4 separate regions of the Homo sapiens genome follow, and all the other regions are linked to region 1. Evidence: chromatin loops called from intact Hi-C (ENCODE). Cell type or tissue: dorsolateral prefrontal cortex. All regions are shown on one strand. Links, peaks and the distances in the headings refer to the core of each region. The heading gives the core; the rest is flanking DNA.

Region 1 (6,036 bases), core at 646-5,645:
GGCTTCCTGGAGGAAATGGAGCCTGTGTGATTATTCAGCGAGAAGATTCAGCCAGAGGAAAGGGCCCTGCTCCAGGCAGGGCACACAGACTCTGCTAGGCCCTGTGGAGGGAGATTCCCAGGTACTTCCCCTTGTCCCTGCCCTTAGTGAGGACACAGAGATGGGGCCTTCTGTCATGGGTGTGGGGCACAAGGACACCCTGCCCCCCTCCACTGACACCTCTCAGATATCAGCTTCAGGCCCTCCCTGGTGCCAGCATCTCTGCCCCAAGATCCTTGGAAGCTCCTCTCCATACTGCATGGTCCCTGCCTTCCTGACCTCTGTGACTTCAGCGCTGACCCCTCTCTGGGTACCTTTTCCAGGACCGCCCTCAGGTCCCCTGTGTGGAGGGGAGAGGGAAATGGCGCCATTCCAACTCTGAGCCCCTGTGCCTTCTGCCAGCCAACTGAGCACTGGTGAAATGCCTGCTCCTCCCAGGGCAGGCCCAGATTTAGAAATACCCAACCAAGCTGTGGTCTTGCCCCCCACACACATACACCCTCCCCCATGGCCTGCACCCCAGACTATGCCGCAAGCTTGACATAAGTGTCCTCCAGAAGCTGGCCCCTCCCATACAGCCCCTGAGCCTAATCAGGCCGGTACCTTCCGTCTCCTCCAGCGCCCCAATATGCACACTTTCCCATTTGATCCAAGCCCTGGCCACCCTGACCTGACCTGCCCCACTGTGGGTGTGCTTTGCTGGCCCTTCTCTGCCTAGCCCTACTCAGATGTCACTTTTTTTTTTTTGAGATAAAGTCTCACTGTTGTCCCCCAGGCTGGAGTGCAATGGCACGATCTCGGCTCACTGCAACCTCCGCCACCCGGGTTCCAGCAATTCTCCTGCCTCAGCCTCCAGGATAGCTGAGATTATAGGTGCCCGCCACTGTGCCCAGCTAATTTTTGTGCTTTTAGTAGAAACAAGGTTTCACCGTGTTGGCCAGGCTGGTCTCAAACTCCTGGCCTCAGGTGATCCACCTGCCTCAGACTCCTAAAGTGGGATTACAGGCATGAGCCACTGTGCCCGGCCAGATGTCACCTTTTTTAAGAAGCCTTCCTTGACTTCCAACCTTGTCTCCCCACGCCTCTATCTCAGCACACTCCGGTATGGTGATTTTTTAAAGCATTGGGTGGCAGTGTGGTCTAGTGGAGGCCTTGAAACCTTGGCCAGATCATTAAACTCTGGGTCGATGTTCTCATCACTAAAACAGGGATGACGATACTTAGCCCATGGGGTGACTGATGGAGGTACTGTAAGTAGAGCCCGTAGCACACAGTTGATGCCATAGAGGAGGGTGATTCCTATTTAATCTGTTTCTCCCACGAGCCCAGCAAGGAGGAGCCTAGTAACCAGGTCTTACCTCTGTGTCCCATGGCAAGCTTGGAAATGGAGGTGTCTGTAAATGCCTGTGGGATGACAGAGGAGACCAAGTGGGGAATGGCAGCGGCCTCTGACTAGGGGAGCTCCTTCCCTCCCTCCCTCCCTCCCTCCCTGATCCTTGCCTCTCTCCCCCAGGTGTGGACAGTTCTGTGTTCGAGGCTCTGCCCAAGGCCTCAGAGCAGGCGGAGCTGCCTCGCTGCAGGCAGGTGGGGGACCACGGGAAGCCCTGCGTCTGCCGCTATGGCCTGAGCCTGGCCTGGTACCCCTGCATGCTCAAGTACTGCCACAGCCGCGACCGGCCCACGCCCTACAAGTGTGGCATCCGCAGCTGCCAGAAGAGCTACAGCTTCGACTTCTACGTGCCCCAGAGGCAGCTGTGTCTCTGGGATGAGGATCCCTACCCAGGCTAGGGTGGGAGCAACCTGGCGGGTGGCTGCTCTGGGCCCACTGCTCTTCACCAGCCACTAGAGGGGGTGGCAACCCCCACCTGAGGCCTTATTTCCCTCCCTCCCCACTCCCCTGGCCCTAGAGCCTGGGCCCCTCTGGCCCCATCTCACATGACTGTGAAGGGGGTGTGGCATGGCAGGGGGTCTCATGAAGGCACCCCCATTCCCACCCTGTGCCTTCCTTGCGGGCAGAGAGGGAGAGAAGGGCTCCCCAGATCTACACCCCTCCCTCCTGCATCTCCCCTGGAGTGTTCACTTGCAAGCTGCCAAAACATGATGGCCTCTGGTTGTTCTGTTGAACTCCTTGAACGTTTAGACCCTAAAAGGAGTCTATACCTGGACACCCACCTCCCCAGACACAACTCCCTTCCCCATGCACACATCTGGAAGGAGCTGGCCCCTCAGTCCCTTCCTACTCCCCAACAAGGGGCTCACTATCCCCAAAGAAGGAGCTGTTGGGGACCCACGACGCAGCCCCTGTACTGGATTACAGCATATTCTCATCTCTGGCCCCGAGGCTGCCTGTGGGGCGAGTGGAGACCTCCCATCACTGAGACAGATCACAGACCACGAGTGCCTTTCCCGGACCTGGACGTTGCCTCCAGAGCAGGCACCAGCTCTTTCCCTCTCTACACAGAAATATTTTTGTAAGGTTCTGGGGCAGGGAGGGAGCATGAAGTACGAGGAAAACTTGAATTCCAGATTTTTAGTGCAAAGTATTTATCATTTCTACCAGAAATAAACGTTTTAAGTTTTTACTTGACTAATGAGACCCAGAGTTTGGAGAAAACTTTTGGCCAATGCTGCCACCTGATGTCAGAAAGTGTCCCCACACCCTAGCAGTGGCCTATCTTGGAACAAGAACTTCGAAAGCACCTACTGTGTGCTCAGCCATTTGAGGAAGGAAGGAGGAGAAGGAAGATGTTACTAGGGAAGGATGAGATAAAACTTCTGCACCCAAGACAATGAGACAGACATAGCTGCAACCGTAGTAAGCCAGTCAGAAATAGCCAGCGCGAAGGCAAGAGATGGGGTGGAGATTGGAACCCCGCTTCAGATCTGGGCTCGGCTACTTACCTGCTGTGCAGCCATGGGTCAAGTTGCTTGACCTCTCTGTGCCTCCACTCCCTTAGCTATAAAATGAGCTTACTTAAGAGACCGAAGTGAATTCTTGCATGTCAAGCATCTAGCACATAGTGCTGTTAGCCATTCTTAGTATCATTACTATTAGTGAAAAAAGCAGACATTCCTGCAGCTATAAGCCTGACTCAATGAAATCAGACATCTGGAAGGCTCTTCACTTCCAAAGTATCTTTCAACATGAAGAGGCTGTAATAGGAAGTGCCGGGCAGGGTTCTGGATGGTTCCAGAGCGAGGGATGTGCAGGCTGCATGTATTGGGAAAGGCTTTCTGGAAGAGTTGGGGTGTGGGTTGAGGCTGGAAGATGGTAACGATTTGGCAAGGTGGAGGCAGGAGTGTTTTAGGGGTTGGAAGAGTCTCATGGGTTCCCCAGGTGACCCAACTTTCTCAAGGAAGAGATGGGGACAGTCAGATCCTTCCTTGAAGGCCTTGGCGAGGGAAGGGGTTTGCAGGGTGGTCCCCTTTACTCTGCTCCCAGAACTCCCAGAACAGGCTGCAACTGCCCCTTGAACTCATGCAGGCCAGAGGGTTGAGGGAGCTGGGCTTGCTTGGCCTTGGTTGAGCTGAGGGTCAGCGGGGAGATAACCTTTTCAGGTGGGCACACCTCCCTTCTGAACCTGTTTTCAAGGACCAGCTCAGCCTTGCTGGGGGATGGGGAGGGAGCTGTCCCATCAGTCACCCCCCAGTCCTTTTTCTCCTTCCCTTTCTGCCAGGGCCTCCATCCCAAGCCCCAGCCATTGCTCCAGGTGGGCAAGGGATACTTGGAGAAGGCACCTGCTACCTCCTGTGTGCCTTTTTTGATGGAAGGGGAGTCCCCAAATCAGTATGTTTTCCCTTCTGATTTCCAAGTCACCAAAAATAATGCTTTTTTAAAAAGCAATGTTTTCAAGACTTGGAGTGTTTTTCTGACCTTCCTTGACTAGCACCTCCTAGCTTGTCTGGCCCCTGCAGTGAGGGGGCTCTGGACACCATCACTACAGACACCAGCTGCCTTGGGCTCCTTAGTCTCAGGGGATGGTGATGAGAAGAATCCCTGAGACTTTGGGCTGACCTTAACACTCTGCAAAGTAGGCACCTCCCACAGGGCCACATCCAAGGGCTCGAGTCCACCATTCCAAAGCACTCGCCCAACCGCCTTAGCCCCACTGTCACAGCACCTGAAATCCTGCCGTGACAGTCACTTCTTTGCTGAAAAGCAAATTTTAGTGTGCATCAGAATCACTTAGGAGCTTGTTGAAATAGATGTAGGTGGTCAGCTGTTTGGCAAACACTGAGATAAGACTTCCCTATCGCAGGAGGCTTTTGTGGCCGTGTAAAACACTTGGGAGTGGTAATATCAGTACTTATTTCTCTGCGGACTTTAGGGTTTACAATGTGCCTTCATATAAATTGGCCATTGGCTCCTTGTAGTGACTCTGTAACATTTTATAGATGTGGCTCCCTTATAAAATTGTGTGACCAGCCCAAGTTCAAGTCCAGGCATCTTGTTAGAACAGAACTGAGATCCAACCCCTGTCCTTCTTACTCCACACCCCCTCCCAACCCAAAGTGCTTTATGAGGTTGGCCAGCCAGAACTTCCGAGAGCACAGCTCACCCACAGGAGGGGACCTAGGCTTCGGTGGGACGGGGAGGAGTGTGGAGTGTAGAGCACCTGCTGGGCCAGTCTCTGTAGTAGCAATCATTGAACATGTGGGCAGGGGGTGGTGGGGACAGTGTCCAAAGATTCCTGGGACCAGAATTGGCAGGAAGAACTGCCTGATTTCCGTTTGCCAGGGTAAGCAAAGCACCCTCGGGGAGGCCAGAAACCCAGCCCTGACTGGTGCTGCTGCAAGCCGGGAGGATGAGTTGTGCCTGGTTCCCTGGGCAACCTCACCCGGGCTGGGCTGGACCTCACTATGGACTTCCTGTGGGTTTTCTTCAGGCATCTCTCCCTTCAGGCTTGTTAGCCAAGGGAGGCCTTCAGTGGGGGAACTGTGGGCCACAGCTGGAGGACCTCTACCCCAGGGTCTTTATTGGACCTGGCTCTGGTGGATGAGGGGACAAGGACTCCGGCAAAAAGGAGGGCAAGTGCCACTCTCAAGAACCAAAGGCTCGAGGCCAGCATTGTATCTGAGGAGCATGGGCACCCGCTGGGGCCCAGCTCTGTGTGACCTTGTGTGGGTCACACACATCCCATAAGAGAGAGGGTCTCACTGGGTTATCTCCAAGGTCTTCCCCAACACGGGCATTCCATGTCTAATCGCCTAATATTCTCCCAAATGGTCTATTGGCCATTTGGCTACTGATGGAAAATCGAATTGTTTACTGTGACTTGCTCTTACAAGCCAGGTTGTAGGCAGGAATAGAAAAAACAGGCAACTGACTCTAATCCCAGCACTTTGGGAAGCCGAGGCGGGCAGATCACCTGAGGTCAGAAGTTCAAGACCAGCCTGACCAACATGGCGAAACCCCCTCTCTACTAAAAATACAAAAATTAGCCGGCGTGGTGATGGGCGCCTGTAATCCCAGCTACTTGAGAGGCTGAGGCAGGAGAATCGCTTGAATCCGGGAGGCGGAAGCTGCAGTGAGCCAAGATCGCACCACTGCACTTCAGCCTGGGTGATGGAGTGAGACTCAATCTCCAAAAAAGAAAAGAAAAAACAGGCAACTGGAATGTCTGTGTCACAGGCGTGAACATTGTAGATGCTGTCAGATCACCCTACAGCTGGGGCCGTTCCAGTTTACACACAACTAGCAGTGTCTGAAAGTTCCCGTTCTCTCATATTCCTGTGGTATCAGTCAGGGCTCTCCAGAGAAACAGAACCAGTAAGATACACACATAGAGAAAGATTTATTTTAAGGAATTAGCTTGCTGGATTTTGGGGTCTGGCAAGCCCAAAATCCTAACAAACTAGCAGTCTGGCAGCTGAGGCAAAACTTAATGTTGTGGCCAGCCGGGAGTCTGAAATTTGTAGGGCAGGGCAGCAGGCTGGAAGCTCAGGCGGGACTCTTGTGTTATAGTCTTAAGGCAGAATGTCTTCTTCAGGAAACCT
Region 2 (6,036 bases), core at 1-5,000, 70 kb after region 1:
CAGGAAAAGTAAGCTGCAGCCCAGTAGGCCCTGGGCTAGCTCTCTCCTCTCTAGGCTGGTCACTCCTTTCCTGCCTGGATCTTCCTGCCATTTCCATCTCTGACTGCCTGACGGGATCCAGCACTGACGCTCTCCTCTTGCTTCCACTTGCAGATTAAAACCGAAGATCTCAGTGACTCCCTGCAGCAGACCCTCTCCCATCGGCCATGCCACCTGAGTCAAGGACCTGCCATGATGTCCGGAAACCAAATGTCTGGGCTAAATGCCAGCCCATGTCAGGTAACACTGTGATTTTCACAGTGGGCCAGTGTGTTTAACCCAATCCCTCTGTGAAATGCTCGACTTCCATGCTTGGTACTCGTCTAAAGAACCCCCTGCAGGCAATGTGGGAAAGAGATCTGGAGGCTGTGAGTAGGGTTCTAAAACAGTCCTCTTACAGGTGAAGCCTAGCTAGGGAGGTGAAGAGGGAGGCCTCTACTTCTCAGAGACAAAAAGGACCCAGGCTTGCCAAAGCCAAGGACCTAACAGCTGAGCTGCTGGTGTCTGCCAGCCACATTCAGGGGAATCCTAGGTTGACAGCTGCTGCTGCAGTTAGAGAATGTTTCTGTCCCCATTGGGCCCACTCTGCCTCCCCTAAGGTTTTTTGTTAGAGCCAAACTAGAATGGAGTGCTGGTGGGGGAAGAAAGAGGCGTCTGAGATAGTAACAGCCAAGGTCCGGGAGGGCGTTCACATGACGAGACCTCTTCTCAGCAGGGATCACCTGGGGGAGAAAGAGCCACCCCTTTCTGGAAACACATAAGAATATGCATCTGTCCCTTCACCTGCCATTTAGCAGGGCTTCTCAGGTCTTCTCTATGTGCACAAACCTAAGCTCAACCTCATGGGGCACAGAGCTCTGGCGTCTCCATTGCAGAGGACTCCCCGATCCCCCAAGCATCGGAATTATTAGTCCTATGTCCTGGGCTGGTAGGAGAAATCCTGGACTTTTTGTTTAACTAAATTGGTTTTATTAAGAATGAATAGTTTGCTCCACCCCCCAACTCCCACCCCAACACCCTCCAGGAAAGATTCTGGCCCAGGAAACAGCCGAGGCATGGCTTTTAGCATAACCAGGTGGCATGAGATTTAAAAAGAATTGGATAGTTGGGGATTGCATGTTATCTCTAGGATAAACTTTGAGAGATGGGTCATACCCAGGCTTTGCCTTCAGGGCATTTTATAGTCTAGTTGGGAGACAGGACTGACACATACAAAAATTAACTCAGGAGGCAAGGGTTAAGTAACAATATGTAGTAAGGACTCCTAGGCTGAGGGCAGAAGCTGTAACAATACCAGTGTTAACGGAGTAGCTACTATTTGCTAGACACTGGGGATACACAGTGGCATAAACCAAGGTCAGCCTGCAAAGTCTCTGAGTCTGGAGACCCCTGGGACGGACGAGTGGCAGGCAGATGGGGCTGATGTCCCCAGCTTGTAAATTCTGTGGTGTATGTGTATCTCTCCGTGTGTAGGACATGGCTTCCCTCCATCCGCTCCAGCAGCTTGTGCTGGTTCCCGGCCACTTACAGTCTGTATCCCAGTTCCTGCTATCTCAGACCCAGCCTGGGCAGCAAGGTAAGAACCCTGGGGGTTTCCACCTAGACCAAGTCCAGTCAAGTGCTGCTGTTGCTGCTGTTTTTTGCTGGGTGAGGGGGCCTAATTGGAGAGCATGCGTCAGTCAGTCACCCATCTGCTATTAAGACCTACTTATCCACCCCAGGGTCTGAGGAAGGGACCCTGGCAATGCTCCTCCAGGCTTAGTCTCCTTCTCTGCTTCCCCTTCCCAGCCTCCTGTTGGGTGGTCTGGTCCACCTCCTCAATTTCGTGGTGAGTGGAGACGGAAGGTGCAGGCGTGGAGCAGAGCTATGCTGTACAAGGGAGGGGAAGCGCCCTGGGAAATGCAGTACAGACAAGTCCCAATTCCTTGGAAATCTCTCCTGGACACAGATTCAGACTTGCTTCCTGGAAGCCTGGCTGTGATTCTATTTGGAGAGAGCAGCAGTGCCACCCACAGGTTGTAGAAAGGGTGTTCAGGTTTTCTTTGGCAGGGAAGTTACTCGCAGAGAACTTCTCCCTGGCCAAGAGCAAATAGATTGAACTATTAATAAATAGCTAACATTTCTTGAGCATGATGTGCCAGGAGCTCTTCTGAGTAATTTTTCTGACATTCCTCAAAATAACCTTGTAAAGTAGGTAGTTCTATTATGCCTCTGGTGACCTACTGGGAAGTTCCAGAACCGTTTAGCTGAGACCCATACTCTTGGTCATCACAGTGTGCTGCCTGTCCCACTCCCATCTCCATCAGCTAGGGTCAAAAGTGATGGAGGGTTGGCCAGGCTCGGTGGCTCACGCCTGTAATCCCAGCACTTTGGGAGGCCGAGGTGGACGGATCACTTGAGGCCAGAAGTTCGAGACCAGCCTGGCCAACATGGTAAAACTCTGTCTCCACTAAAAATACAAAAATTTGCCGGGTGTGGTGGTGCATGCCTGTAATCCCAGCTACTCAGGAGGTTGAGGCAAGAAAATCACCGGAACCTGGGAGGCAGAGGTTGCAGTGAGCCAAGATTGCACCACTGTCCTCCAGCCTGGGCGACAGAGCAAAACTCTGTCTCTGAAAAAAAAAAATAATGGAGGAAGTATAAACTCTCTCCTGTTGCACAAATCCCAAGTAGAGGTTTTGGAAATCCAGAATCCAAACAAAATGCAACTCTGCCTTCCGCCCTTAGCACCTGCACAAATGACAGTCACTATCCTTAGTTTCCAAGGCACCTCAGAATATTATGGTGATGAATGAGACCCTATTTGAATTTTTAAGTGTTTATTTTGGTTAAAAAATAAACATCATACTCCTGGAATGGAAAAGGGAAGGTAACAGTTTAATTTGTTTTCAGAAGACTGGAGAGCGACATGAAAATGGCCCAGGCTTATAACCACCTAGGTCAGTGTATGATGCAGTGGTGGAAAGACACTTCCAAATTTGGAGTCAGAAAAATTTACTGGTTTCTTTAAAAAGTCACTTACTAACTGTGTGTTTTGGGGAAAGTTACCTAACCTCTCTGAGCTTCCATTTCCTCTTCTGAAAAAATGGGATAATAGCAAGGCTCTGCCTCATGAGATTATTGAGAGTCACTTGAAATAATGCATGTGAAAAGGCTGTATCCATTTCAACCGCCATGTCAGAATTGCCATTAGTACCCAAGCCTCTCAACTCCCAGTTCTGGATTCCTTGTAAGAGCTTTCTTGCCTATGTATTTTAATAATGAACAATGAAGCCCTGACTTTTTGAAACTGAAGAGCATAAAGGTCAACATCAGCAGATGCTGTATGTACATTGTGACCCAGAACAGCCTAGGGAAAACAGAGACCCCAAAGTGCTGTTGAGTGACAAGCGATTGGGATGACCAACCCCATTGTCTGCTTTGGTGGTTTGATGGCCCCACTCCTGCTGGGAGAGTGAGCCACCAACCAGGCAGAGTCCCTCATGTACCGTTTTCCTGGGGAGGATGGAGAAGCCGGTATAATACATACTGCCCAAGGGAGTTTCCAGAGGCTCAGCCCTGGACTTTCCCTCCTCTCTCAGCCCTCTCTCCCAAGTATAAAATGTCCTGGTCAGCCACATGCCTCTGGCTAAGGCCCACTGCCCTTTAGAGCCGTATGGTCGTATCTGCTTGGTCTGGCATCCTCGCAGATTTGATTGGGCCTCTGTAGCCATAACCCAGCTACTTCTCCTGCAGGGAAAGCCAAAATCCTCAGCCCTAGCTTGAATTCTCAGCAGCCACCCTGCATCCTTTCCCTTCTTGGTTTTCTTCAGCTCTGGTAATCAGATCCCAGAGTAGATCGTCTTGACCCTCCTTAGCCTCTACGCCTCTCCAGACAGGCGGGCAGGTGGAAGGACTGGTTTGGGGACTGCTGTTTACATGTCTGTTTATCCCTGTATCTGATTTGCCTCCACCTGTATGTGGCAATGCCTGGCAGTGCTAGGAGGGCCTCTCCATGGGACTTGAGGTGGGTGGAGGGACCTGATCAGGTGGCAGGGGGTGGGGACAGTGATCGTGGTGCCAAAGTTGTAGCACATGTGTTTCAAATAGCCTGGATTTTATTTGTCTGTTCCTTTGTCCCTCCCCTTTCACCCAGGTCTGCAGCCAAATCTCCTCCCCTTTCCACAGCAACAAAGCGGTCTCCTCCTCCCACAGACTGGGCCGGGACTGGCATCCCAGGTAAACAACCCCATTCTTCCTGTTTCCTCTAGGAATGTCTCAGCTCTCACTGAGTTTAACTCACTGGTTTCCCCCTACCCCTTTAACAGGGCACTAACCCCTCTGGGGAGAGGGGATAGCAGGGAACTATCCATTGGCACAGGGGAAATCCAAGCTACAGCAAGTGGGGGGACAATTTACCAAGTGTCACTGGTGGGGCCACAGTTAGAATCCAGAGATTCCAGCTCCCAGGCCAGCCTCCTTCATGCTCCAGGCACTGAACTCCAACCCTGCACAGGCCCCAGCATTGCTCCTCTGAGAGCCAGGCTCAGCTCACTTCTCAGGCATACCAAGATGGCCACGAACCCTACCTAGGTGCTCTCAAGCCCCAAGAGGGAGACTAGAATACTACAGACCTGATGTCCCAGACCACAAAGCCAGTGTCTTTCACCTCTGGGCCACTATTCCAGATTGCCTCCTGCAGTGGGCACGTATATAGGCCAGTGGGCTGAGGTCTGGGAGAGGGGTTGTTTGCAGAGCTGCCATGGTTCCACACAGCACCTTTTTTCCAACTAGGAAAAAGGCACCTCTTCTGGCCAGGTGCAGTCTCATGCCAAGGTGGACAGATTGGCGACAGCAGCATGAGCTGTATCTTAGCTGCCATTCCTCCCCTGATCTGGGTGCCCCTGTACAGTTAATAACCTGCACAGCTGCATGAGATGGCTCTGCACAGATGGTTGGGCAGAATGGTTGGGAATGACTGCAGAGATCTCTGTGCTAAGATCCCCATGGCTCACCAAGAGCCCGGCCTTCAGAGAGGGCTGAGGCCACTAAAAGTACCTGGAGGGGAAGCTCGCCATCTAGTGGTTGAAATGGGGACACCAGCATCATAAGCTGCTCTTCCGCCTCCTCCTGGCTGCCCTCTCCAGAATCTCATAGCCATGGGCTTACAGCTGGAAGAGATCTTAGAATCTTCAAGATCAACTCTCATCTCTTATCATATTTTGGCATGGAGAGACTGGTAGCAGAGAGACCACATAGAAGATTATGAAGATCATCCAGGGGAGGGGTCATAAAGGATTGGCTTAGAGTTGTGGCAATAAGAAGAGGGGATGATTGAGGAGATGCTTTGGGAAGTTGAATCAGTGCAGTTTGCCAGTGGATTGGAGATGAAAGGAGGAGGGAGAAGGTCTAGCAGAGAGCCCCATAAGTCTTTGTCAAATGAAAGAACAAATGATTTAATGAAAAGGAAGGTTCAAAGAGGACTGGGGCTTTGTCCTGAGGGTCTGGTCTATGCCACACTCTCCTCACACACCCTCTCCCTGCAAACTAAGACCAAATTCATGATGGTTTCAGACTAAAAGACCCTTCACTGGGGGAAAGACTCCTAAACTTCTCTCTAGAGGTCCTTTTACCTTCTTCATCATAAGGATACCTATCTGAATGGTAAACCCAAATATCCCAGAGGAGAAGAAGTAATGTTTAGTCTACAAAAAGTAAATCAAAAAGGAGAGAAGAGGTGGATTTAGCCCTTTGAGCTAGCTGGCCACAGTGCCTGGACCCCTAGGCCCAGATTCCACTCTATCCTTGTGGAATGATAGATGTCCTTAAGATCGGATTCATTCCTGACCCCAAATAGGCACAGCATGGTTCTAGGTTTAAGGGTACGTTTTCCTATGAAAATAAGCTCAAGAAATAATATTTGGCTGGGCACGGTGGCTCATACTTGTAGTCCCAGCACTTTGGGAGGCCAAAGCAGGTAGATCACTTGAGCCCAGGAGTTTGAGACCAGCTTGGGCA
Region 3 (6,036 bases), core at 429-5,428, 58 kb before region 1:
CACCCTGACGGTCAGGCCTAACCCCACCGCCAATAACAGAGCAGCCCTAGGTGGAAGTGGGCTGCCTGTGCCTGGCACTGGGAGCGGCAGAGGCGGCTGCCGCTGTGGAAGTAGCGCCCGCAGTGCCAAGCTCCTGTGCCTGGGAGGACGCGGGCACTGGGCGACCTGCAGTCGGGGCTGCCCCCAGGCAGGGCTCCCTGGCTTTCTCACAGCGCGGCTCGCGGGAAACGACGCTGCCCTATGGCACAGTGAAGTAAGGCGATGGCTGCTCTCAGCCAGAGGCGGGGCTGGGGGAGGGGGCCAGAGATGCCCCGGGAGCCCCTGGACCCTCTGGAGGGTCGGGTGGGGGAGGGGAGATCTCTGTCTTGACCACGCACTTGTAACCCATTCTTGGCACACCGGGATACCTTGCCTGCAGGTAGTGCTCTGCTCTCGGGGAGAGGGCACAACCTCTAATCCTCTGACCGAGGCTCTCTGCCTCTCACAAGAAGCCCCCAACACACTGGTTTTCCTCACAGCCTGCCCCAACTGCTCATCGGAACCTGCAGCCCCCTTCCCTGCCCCAACTGTCCCTCTGCGGACCCCATTACCCTACTTTCTGTCGAGCCCAACTGCCCTATCCTTTATACAGGCTGTCGGGGGCAATGGTGGTGAGCATGGGCTATGGAGTCAGATTGCCTGGGTTCAAATCCTGGCTCTGCCATCTTCTGACTGTGTGACCTTGGGCCAGTTTCTTTATTTCTGTGCCTCAGTTTTCTCGTCTGTAAAATTGACGGGATGGTGGCATCTGTCTCACAGAGTGGCTGTGAGGGTAGCGGGCACACTGCCACAGGCACGATGAACGTCAGCTCTTGTTGCCAACCTCCCCCCACAACACACACAGCTTAGTAACTCTACCCTCACCCAACACATAACACCTAGCTTGTCCCTCATAATGAGCTCTCAGCCTAAATCAGTGCCCTCAGCAAACCTGTGGTGCAGGGCACGTGTTAGGGTAGACAAGATCCTGGGGAAGACTCACTGACTCCACCGAGGCAGCACTGGCTGCAGCTGGGATTGGCCCAGACATTTAAGAGCCGAGGACTAAGCAATGCCTGCATTGCCTGCTATGTGCATATGTCCAGCAGGACGGCAGTGTCAGGCCACTGGCCAGTGGGGACCAGCCTCTGAGCTGGTCATCCGAACACCCTAGGAAAGAGTCCACCCCGTCCTTCATGTTCTATCACTGCTTGGCCTAGCTAAGCCAAGCACCTGGGCCCAAGCCCCACCGTGGAGATGGCGGCTGGAGCAGTGTCCGAGGTCACAGATGGAGGAATGTGACCTCCAGCCCAATCTCGACTCTGCTCTTTGCCAGTTCAGTCTTGCCCAAGTCACTTGGGTTCTCCAAGCCTATGATCTCCTCTTTAAAATGGAAGGGAGAGCTGGGCATGGCGGTTCATGCCTGTAATCCCAGTACTTTGGGAGGCTGAGACGGGAGGATCACATGAGGCCAGGAATTCAAGACCAGCCTGAGTAACATGATGAGACCCCCATCTCTACAAAAAAACAAAAAACACTTTGGTTTTTGTTTGTTTGTTTGTTTTTGTTTTTGTTTTTAATTAGCAGGGCATGATGGTGTGTTTCTGTAGTCCCAGCTACTCGGGAGGCTGAGGCGGGAGGATCAGTTGAGCCCAGGAGTTCAAGACCAGCCTGGACAACACAGCAGACCCCGTCTTTATAAAATAAATTCAGTAAAATGGAAGGGAGAGAGTCCATCTCTATTCCAGGTGCTTGGTCCTGGGGGAAGGTAGGGGAAGGGACAGAGAAGGAAGCAGGAGAGGCAGCACCAACACCTCTTCCCACCTGTGGGAGATTCTGCTCTCTCATTGACTGGAGCTGGGCTTGCCAGAAAGTCAGATGTGGCCAGTCATCTCTCTCTTGCCCCACCTGAGGTGAGCTCTAACTGTACCTTCTCCATCTCAGAAATAAACGTGGCCTTTGAGTGGGGACACTCAACAGTCAACTTCCCTGCTTCCCATGAGGCAGAGTTGCAGAAACCTAGATTCAATCCCTGCTGCACCAGTCCCTTACTAACTATGTGACACTGGACAAGATGTAGCCTCTCCAGCAGTGGCCAACTTTGTTTCGCTCTTATTACATACCAGGCCCTTGGGCAAGCACTTGCCCCCATCCGTGCAACAACCCCACGAAGTAGCCCATCTCACAGGCAAGAAAACTGAGGTTCCAAGAGGTTATGTAAGTTGCCACCATCACACAGCTGGCAAGTGGGAGAGCTAGAAGGTGGATGGTGGCAGAGTCTGGGCATTGGCACGTCACCCTCCCAGAGCACCGGGATGGGGAAAGGAGGTCTCTGGAAAGTATCTATCCAGCACAGGTGGAAACTCAACGCTGATTCTGGGTTTTTTGTCGCATCCCCTTTCGGAGGGAACCAAACTGTGATTCCTTGATCTCACCACAGGGTGTCTCCACGCCACTACTCAACCAGCCACCCGATGCCTGGGCTACCTTTGGCGCAGCCCTTCCTCCTGTGGGACTGGCTGCAGCCCTCCTGCTCCTGTGTGGCCTGTTTGCGCCTGTCTTGTCTTCAGCGGGGACAGGCTCTGATTCCTCTGGGAAGCATGAGGGCTGTCACTGACCTGCACCCCCTGCCTTGTGGGGTTCAGCGGAGTGGCGTGGAACAGAAGTGCTGCTTTCCACGTGGCCTCTTCTCTGCCTCCCCCAAGTTCCCCCACACTGTCCTGTGTCAAGAGTCACAGCCAGAGCCTCAGTCTCCAGAAGTCACGGCAACAGAGCTGTGGGGAGATCCCACGCCCTCCCATGGGGGACCTTGACCTGCCTGGAGAGAGGGGCTCGTGCCACCTGCGTGGGGCCCCTCCCCAGTCTGGCTTGGTAACTGCGGACCTCTGTATTACTTCCTCTTCTCCGCAGCCCATGCTGCCGTGAATGTCCCCGTGTGACAGTTGTTAGAAGGGGAGTAATTACCTCCTTTTGGAAGTTTCAATGAGACCATGTAGGTAAAAAACATCTTGCAAGCTCTTCATTGAAATGTTGCTTGCCAAAAATAGGGAAACGGGGGCTAGGTCAAATGACTGTCCCAAAGCCACTCAGTAAGTCAGCGGTGGCCATAGGATCCTGATCCCAATCTAGCGATTCTCCCAAGAAATCACACTTGACTTTGGGGTGGCCTCCTCTGTGTGAACCTAGTCCAGGGCGTTGAAAGGGCACAGAACAGAGATCCTCGGGAGGAGGAGGAATCTGGGGATGAAGGAGTTAAGGGGGCCTGGAGCCGGGATGGCTGAAGGCTATAAAGAGACCAGTATGAGAGGAAGAGGCCAGCGAGGGGCCTGGCTTTGATTAGGCCCCCAAGGCCATCTGGAGAACCAGACGCTGGAGATGGGTTGGTTTTATGGGGGCAGATGGCATAAATTATAGGGGCGTTAATGGGGTAGAGGGGTTCCCCCCACAGTGCTTCTGAAAGGGGTTGCATGGGGGGTCCTCGTCCCTAGCAGCCTGGGCCAATCCCATCTGCTCCAGCCTCTGCTGTGTCTCCCTGCCTGCAGTACAATACCCTCCACAGAAACTGCCCCCAGAGGCATCTGAGAGCATGCTCCAGCACTCAAAGGAAACAGAGACCCTCTGCTGCCTAGACAGGAGCCACATCAGGACGGTGGTACTGCCTGGAGCCATCATATGATGGGCAACCCAACATCTGGCTCAACGAATCCTCAACAGCCAGCCAATTGAGAATGGTCATGTCCCATTTGTCTCCAAGCCAACTGCAGGACTTGAACAGTCATCAGATCACACCCTCAATGGTGAGGGGCTTGGTGACCATCCTATCCAAACACTTCAACAGAAGCCTAGGGCTACACAGCTAACTGACCTCAGGGCTGGACTTGAAACTTAGACTCCTCACACTTGAGCCAGTACATTTTCATGACCACTCGCCATCATCACACAGCCTCTCTGGATCTCAGTCTTTTCATCTAACAATCGCTGTTTGGCCTCCCTCCCAGCTGAAGTGGAATGAAACGTCGGCTGCAAAAGGCTTTGAAAAGTTAAAACCACAACACAAGTGATTGCAGCATTTTGTGAGCAGAAGTTGGGGAGCCCGTGGAGTTTCCCAGGAATGGGCTAGTGGTTCTGCTCTGTGGAGGAGTCCAACTGACACCTCTGGCCCTCACAGGCCCTCTTCATTTTGGCTCTGCTCAGGGACTCAGGTAGTGCTCAGCCTGAGCCCACATCATTAGGAGGGTGGGTCATTCTGAAAACAAAAACCTCTCTTTGTGCTTCCCAAAGCCCATCAAAAATGATTTTCAGTCACCCCACTGGGGGAGTTATCCCCATCATTGTATCCCATTCTTGCAAAGGATAGGAAGTAGAATGTGGGGAGCAGGGATGGAGAGTTGACAACCAATTCTTCCACCACTTCATATGCAATCTTAGCTAGTCAGAAAACAACCTAAACAACGTCTAGCAAACTCGAGGTACATATCTCAAATGCAGCAATTTCTCTTCTAGAAATCTACCCCTCAGTTATATTAGCACAGATGTCTTTGTACAAGACTGTTCATTGCAGCTTTGTTTGTAATAACAAAGACTGAAAGCAACCTAAATATCTATCATTAGGGGATGGAGCAAATAAATTGTGGTACCCATACTATATAACACCAGGCAAAGAATGAAGTAGATTTATAAGCATATACAAATGCAGTCGATTTATGTAAGGATCTGCAGGATATATTGTTAAAAACAAGTCATATATGGAACAGTGGAGATACTATGTTCCTGTTTATGCCCAAGAAAAGAAGGTACATGTAAAGCATAAGAAATTTCTGAATGATACACAAATTCTGTTCATAGTAGTTGCCTCCAGGTTGAGAGACAGGTGGCTTCCGGTAAAGAGGGACTTACTTTTCATTATATTCCTATTTTAGCATATGTATTTGTTCCACTTTTTCAGTTAAATGGAGAGAGGTAGTTAAAAAAAAAAAAGAAGTTGGTCTAGAAAAATAACTGCTTGGACGTAACCACATTTCTGCACTCAATCCACCTTCTGCCTTCCAAGTCTTGCCCCTGCTCCCTTGCACAGCTCTGACCCACTCCAGCCAATAAGCCTCAGCTTTCATCATAGCCACAAGCCTTGGGGGAAACTGCCCTTCATTCTGCAAGGACTGAGGCCTCCCTGTCATGCCCAGCTGCAAGAAGACTCAAGGGCTCCTATACGAGGATCTCAAGTGCTTGGAAAAGGGGTGTTACCCCAGGTGATGCCCTTTGTACAAGCCAAGGGGCTTGGTTTCCTATTAAGCCCGCGGAAGGAGTGGCAGTTAAACACCAAGCTTCAAAGAGTTGAGGATTTTCAAAAATCGCTTTTGGGGAATCTGCAGCTTTTATTGGAGGTGTCAGACATTAATGAGGGTTCTGGATCATTCCCAGCCTGCAGAGCCCTCTCTTCCTCTCTTCTCCGCCCCCACTCATTCCAGCAACCAACTTCCCCACTTTGATGAATCAGGAGAGGCTGAGAGTTCAAGGGGGTATTTCTGTCCCACTCTCAGCCCACCTTCTCCCCTTTTGCTTCAAGAAGATGTGGAAGCTGAAAGGACCCAAGATGGGGGAAGAGGGTACAGAACTCAAGGGAAGGGCTGGGGAGCAGGTTCAGACAGAGGCAAAAGAACCCAGCCTTGCTTACCTGCTCCTCTGGAAACAGTTTCGTGGCAAAGAATTAGGAATTCTGGAGCCGCCCGAATGCCAGCTGGGATGAAACCCTCAACACACGATCACTCCCTCTGGGCAATGATCATGCTCTTAGATATTTTGAGATCCTTAAATGGAAGGAGTTGTAGGAGCTACATTTTGTCCAAATACGTAGTTACATATGAGCTTTTCTTGACCGCATTTTCAATGCTGATTGAGTTCCCAGTCTTAGGATGTACCTAGTGAACATGAAAGGTAAGTGGCATATCCAAAACAAAGGTGTGCCTTCCAATTCACTTGGAACAGACAACATGCTCAGAAGTATTTGTGGAATGAATGCAT
Region 4 (5,000 bases), core at 1-5,000, 560 kb before region 1:
ATGGGGAAGGGCGGAGGAGAGGGAGGAAATAAAACACAAAGCCAAGTCGTGGCTGCCCTGGGCTCCCCTGGCCCCCCAGGAGTTCGGGGCTGGCTTTGGGCAGCTGGGCAAGTCTCTGTTCAGCTCCTGGAGTGGGAGGTGGGGGGTGGGCAGGGGGCGTGCGGGGAGGGGCTGGGGAGGAGCGGTCACAGACAGAGGCTCTGGAAGGGGGGCTACACGTACCACTCCTTCTTGGAAATGAAAGACCCGTCGTTCTGAGAAACCATGTTCTCAGCCAAGTCCAGCTGCTCAGGGTCGTACTGGTAGCCCAGAGTCCGGTCCCCGTAGCCGTCCTGACGGGCCTCGGCCTCATCCACGGTGAAGTAGGGCCGCTTGGCGTCCTCGTCATATTTGGGGTGGGGGCCGCCCACCTTGCGCTCGCCCCCTCCACCGCCCTCCTCCTCCTCCTCCTCCTCCTCATAGCTGCTTCCACCCAGTGGGCCGGCCTTCTTCTCGTCGTCTGAGTCGTCGGGGTACTGCAGGTTCTGTGCCATTGGTGGGTGGTGCTGGGGGATGCCTGCCTTGCTGTAGCCGTTGCCATACACGTGCTTCTTGGTGCTGTAGTCACCCTTGAAGGTGTGCCGGCGCCGACGCAGGGCGACCACGATCCCGCCGACCACAATCAACACCAGCAGGATGCTCCCCGCCACGCCCCCAATGATGGCCGTGGGCACCGGCCCGGCGCGCCGCCCATGTTCGGGAGGAGACGGGGTGTAGGGGAATTCTGGGTGAGGAAAAGAGATGGAGGGGACAGCATCAGCGTGTGCTCCTGGGGTGTAGAGGGGGTGGGAGGGAGGCAGGGAAAGGAGAGGCCAGGAAGGACAGGCTGTCTGCACCCCAGGTTTGAGCAGCTCCAGTTCGAGGCCCCGCAGCACTCCACCCATCCTGGAGCCCTAACATGCCGCAGCGTTGGTAGCTGGAGTGAGAGACAGGCAAGAGGAGAGGCAGAGGGCAGTACCCACAGCACCAGGGTCTTCCATCCCCACTGTCCTTGGTGTGGTGCTGGCCCAGCTCAATCCCTATTCATGGTGCAGTGAGACACGTGTGCCAGTTCCAGCTGCAGCACACTGCCCACTCCATGCCATTCACAGCCACAACCCTGAGGAGGTATGCCATTCATTCTCATTGGATATCTGAGGAGCTGAGGCTTGCAGAGGTTAAAGAACTTGCCTGAGGCCACCCAGCAATGATGCATCGTTGCTTCTCCTGCACATAGAACGTGTGCAAATGTCACTGATACCCCTCTGCCAGACACCTGGCAGTCACTCTGCCCCAACACTATCAACTTGGCTTCCAAGACCCAGAACCAGGAGCCACCTAGGTGTTCTGCACCTGATTTTGTCTGCCTGCAGGGCACAGGGAAAACAGGTTCCCAGGCACTGGCTCAGGAGATGCCCCGTGAGTGCCAATCAGCTGCCAAGGTGCCAGAAACTAGGGCTGTGGTTCTTGGCTGTGGTCTGGGCCTGCAGGGCAAGGTGGGGGCCTGGCAGTGCTGCCAGCCTGGGTTATAAGTGTAAGACACCAGCATGGCAGGGCACAAGCACAGGGCAAGGACGGCAGAAATGGGGGTGAAAGCATGTGCGTGTGTGCGTGCGTGGCAATGTCGAGTACACACAAGTGGGCACATGCACAGGCATACACGCTTGCCGTCATAGCAAGCCTGCCACCCAGAGAGCACATGCTGGGAGGGCCTGCATGCCTGTGCCGACATGATGAACATGAGTGTGCAAATCTGTATGCCCCGTGGACACAGCCAAAATGAGGAGGCAGGAAAGGTGAAAAGAAGAGAAAGGAAGCAGGTGGGACAGGAGAGAAGGCTGGGTGGGTGGCTTTCTGTGCCAGTGGGGCCGGGCCACAGTACTGTTCTTTGGCCAACACTGCCCCTTCCCTTGCCTTACAGGGCCTGGGAAGGTGGCTGAAACCAGGGCCATGCCACGGGCCAAAGAGGCCCTAAGGTGAGGCTAAGGGAAATGGTTCCTGGCACCACCACAGGGTGGCACCAGAGACCACAGCTGGCCTCGGTCAGAGCCACTAGGCTGCGGGTCTAGGGCAAGCCCAGAAGGCTGACCTCAGCCGCTCAGGCCCTCCTTGCTCCAGGCCCACGTAAAGGGCCAGTTTGCCCGTATACTGTTTGCCTGTATACTGCTGCCAGCTCACTCTCTGATTCAGTATCTCTCACTCCATGGGAATCATGCTCCTCCCTGAGCCCACTCCCTCCTCCTGGGGCGTGTGTGGGGTGCTATCCCACTCGGCAGGCTGCAGCAGGGTGGAGATTCTAGGAAAGAGGAAAGGCCTTCCAGGAATTTGGGCGGGAAGGGCTGACGAAAACACAGGGCCCAAGGAAGGGGAGGCCACTCACTCATCCAAGGTCACGCGGCTGAGCCAGGACCCCCCAGGGGCTCCTATACACGTGGGCACTGGCAGAGGAGCACTGCCATGGAGGACCCCGCTCCCCACCTGCCACCACCATCCTCGGTGCAGGTCAGCCAGCAGCTGCCCAGTACATATCCATGGGATCTTTGTCCTGACCGCCTGTCTCCGCAGCAGCCTCCCTGGAACCTCAAGCATCTCCCGGCTCACCAGGTCCCATCTGTTTACCGCCCTCAAAAGGGCCCCGCAACTGCTCCCCACGAGATGGGAGCAGCCTCCACCAGGGGTTCCCCAGAGGCAGCTGGGAAGAACCTAGCCTCCTCTGTACTCAGCCTGCCTGCCCCCCTCCTCGGTTCTCACCCAGATCTGAATGATCTCTCCTGTCTACACCTGCCTTCCTCTCTTCATCCATCCCTCCCATCAGCAAACATACTGAGCATCTATCCTGCTAGTCACGGGATATGAGAAACTCACAGCCTCCCCAGGGAAGCAAAGGACACTCAGAGACAGCACATGCAGATGTTAAGGGAACAGGCAGGGAAGTGCAGGGTGCAGGGGAACGGGGTGGTGTGTCTTGGCATTAGAGAAGGCTTCTTGGAGGAGGCCGGACTTGGAGAGGCCAGGAGGATAAGGAAGCATCCAGATGGAGGGAGCTGCCATTTTTCTGAAACATGTCCCTTGCCTTCCCATACAAGATTCCGTGGTTCTCGGCTTTCCTCTCTGAGTGCTATCTCCAGCTGTGTTGCTCCTTTTCTCTGTTCCAGCTGTCTCGCTGGACGCTTTGTCCTGGGACCCTCAGCCTTGACCCTCTGCTTTCTTTCCTAGTGACAGACTAGTATCAACTTCTGGAGTCACCCTTATCCTGCTGGCTGTCCAAATTATTTAGGGTACATAGTTCTCGCCCAACTCTGGGACTGTATCTCCACAGCATCTCCCAAACTGTGGCCCATGGAATCTCAAACCATTGGCTCAAAGGGTCAGCAAAAATAGGGGGGTCGAGATGTTGGCTTAGACAAAAGCATCAGAGCCTGTTACCTTCTCGTGCACACTGTGAACTACTAGAGGGACACGTCAAATGCCATGTTTCCCAACATACTGGAACATGAACCCCATACCTCCTGCCTCCAAGACAGTCTCACATAACTGATATCTAGGTGGACACATTAGAAAAACTGACCTCTAGCACACCCTCATTTGGAATTCTCACCACCACTTCAAAACCCATCTGTACCAACCTGGTTTGCCATCTTCCTTCTAAACCCTCTCCATTCGATACAACTTCCTGTCGCCACTGTCACCACCATGGAACTTATGCCAGGTTTTACTGCTGTGGTCGATTCCTAAATCTCCCACTTTCCTTTTGCCTCTGCCTGCCTTGAATCACCCCACCCGCAGTCACCAGGTTAATCTTCACTCTGTAGACACAACCACTCGCTTTCTCAAAGACCAGCAATGGCTCCCCAACTGCCTGTTGGGCTGTGCAGTCTGGCCTTCAAAGCTTCCATCATGCAACCGTATCTTGGGTTTGGTCAACTCACCTTCCTTGCTGTCCTTGTTATCCAAGTTGATTCCTTACTGCAAGCCTTTACACATGCAGTTTGCCCCGCCAGGAGTGCCTTTCCTCATCCTCCCTCCCCACCGATTGCACTTCTCCAGCCCCTTCTTCAGGAGCCTTCTCTTCTCCAGTTTACCGTGATCTTTTTCTCTTTCGAATTTTTATGTACTAATGGTCTGCACCTCTCATTCTGGTTGTGACAATTGCTAAGGTCATTCCATTAATCACATACTGACATAGCATGGTAAAGCCTGTATAAATTGCAAATAAATGCAAATTAGAAGTTACCATGGCTGGCTCTGGTCCTTCTGCCAGTTTTCAAATGGCTAAAGTTCTTCTCTTCTGCAGGAATGAGGACAGGGTTTGAGGAAGTGGCAGCCTCATGATCATTTGGGATTGACTCATTTCAGTGTGTTGCAGTAGTCTATAAGCTCACTATTGTTACATTTGTGCTTTCTTCAACAGCAGAGACCCAATAAAAAATAAAGCTCTCCTACATCTTCCTCAACTAGGTTGAATTTTCTGGACCTCTCAAGCCACATCATTGCAGTATGGTAGAGTGTACGGTCTTATCTGTTTCACAGGAATGACTGGTGTCCCAACTAGTTTGTAAGTTATAATTGAAAATGCAGGCTGGGCACAGTGGCTCATGCCTGTAATCCCAGCACTTTGGGAGGCCGAGGCGGACGGATCACCTAAGGTCAGGAGTTCAAGACCAGCCTGACCAACATGGTGAAACCTCGTCTCTACTAAAAATACAAAAATTAGCCAGGTGTAGTGATGGGTGCCTGTAATCCCAGCTACTTGGGAGGCTGAGGCAGGAGAATTGCTTGAGCTGGGAGGTGGAGGTTGCAGTGAGCCAAGTTTGTGCCATTGCACTCCAGCCTGGGCAACAGTGCAAGACTCCGTCTCAAAAAAAAAAAAAAAATGCACCTTGAACCTGATCTCTTCTCACCGTCTCCATCACTACCACCCTGATCCAAGATACTCTCATCTTTCATCTGGATTATTGATTGCAATAGCTGCCTAACTGCTC

The links. A loop is a pair of places that touch in the nucleus more often than their neighbours do. Peaks named below come from ENCODE experiments on the same cell type or tissue, not always from the same donor. Only the 100,000 strongest peaks of a DNase experiment are listed, where the experiment ranks them.
Region 2: it touches region 1 in a loop (5-fold over the local background); 92 of 110 quality-filtered maps call a loop at or near these places.
Region 3: it touches region 1 in a loop (8-fold over the local background); 104 of 110 quality-filtered maps call a loop at or near these places.
Region 4: it touches region 1 in a loop (2.4-fold over the local background); 8 of 110 quality-filtered maps call a loop at or near these places.

The regions. Positions count from the first base shown.
Region 1 is chr11:120,227,316-120,233,351 of GRCh38, forward strand. OAF (out at first homolog) reads left to right here. Exons shown (of 4, transcript NM_178507.4): 4 at 1,553-3,019. The coding sequence ends at 1,827. Among named protein-coding and RNA genes, the nearest start is that of POU2F3, 9.8 kb to the right of the region's middle. In dorsolateral prefrontal cortex, for the core only: CTCF peaks have their summits at 2,682 and 2,887; a DNase peak (open chromatin) is centred at 2,676; H3K27ac peaks cover 335 bases.
Region 2 is chr11:120,298,112-120,304,147 of GRCh38, forward strand. It overlaps POU2F3 (POU class 2 homeobox 3), which reads left to right. Exons shown (of 13, transcript NM_014352.4): 4 at 154-279; 5 at 1,513-1,615; 6 at 4,175-4,257. Among named protein-coding and RNA genes, the nearest start is that of TLCD5, 24 kb to the right of the region's middle. In dorsolateral prefrontal cortex, for the core only: a CTCF peak has its summit at 2,051 (motif pointing left); a DNase peak (open chromatin) is centred at 2,030.
Region 3 is chr11:120,169,941-120,175,976 of GRCh38, forward strand. LOC107984399 (a long non-coding RNA gene) reads left to right here. Exons shown (of 2, transcript NR_159965.1): 2 at 1-1,741. It overlaps LOC124902773 (a long non-coding RNA gene), which reads right to left. Exons shown (of 2, transcript XR_007062923.1): 2 at 5,371-6,036. Among named protein-coding and RNA genes, the nearest start is that of TRIM29, 35 kb to the left of the region's middle. In dorsolateral prefrontal cortex, for the core only: CTCF peaks have their summits at 2,465 and 2,673; a DNase peak (open chromatin) is centred at 2,491; H3K4me3 peaks cover 59 bases; H3K27ac peaks cover 1,012 bases.
Region 4 is chr11:119,664,535-119,669,534 of GRCh38, forward strand. NECTIN1 (nectin cell adhesion molecule 1) reads right to left here. Exons shown (of 6, transcript NM_002855.5): 6 at 1-763. The coding sequence ends at 213. Among named protein-coding and RNA genes, the nearest start is that of NECTIN1-AS1, 43 kb to the right of the region's middle. RefSeq lists enhancers at 62-600, 601-1,137. In dorsolateral prefrontal cortex, for the core only: CTCF peaks have their summits at 2,038 (motif pointing right) and 2,238; a DNase peak (open chromatin) is centred at 2,057; H3K27ac peaks cover 3,118 bases.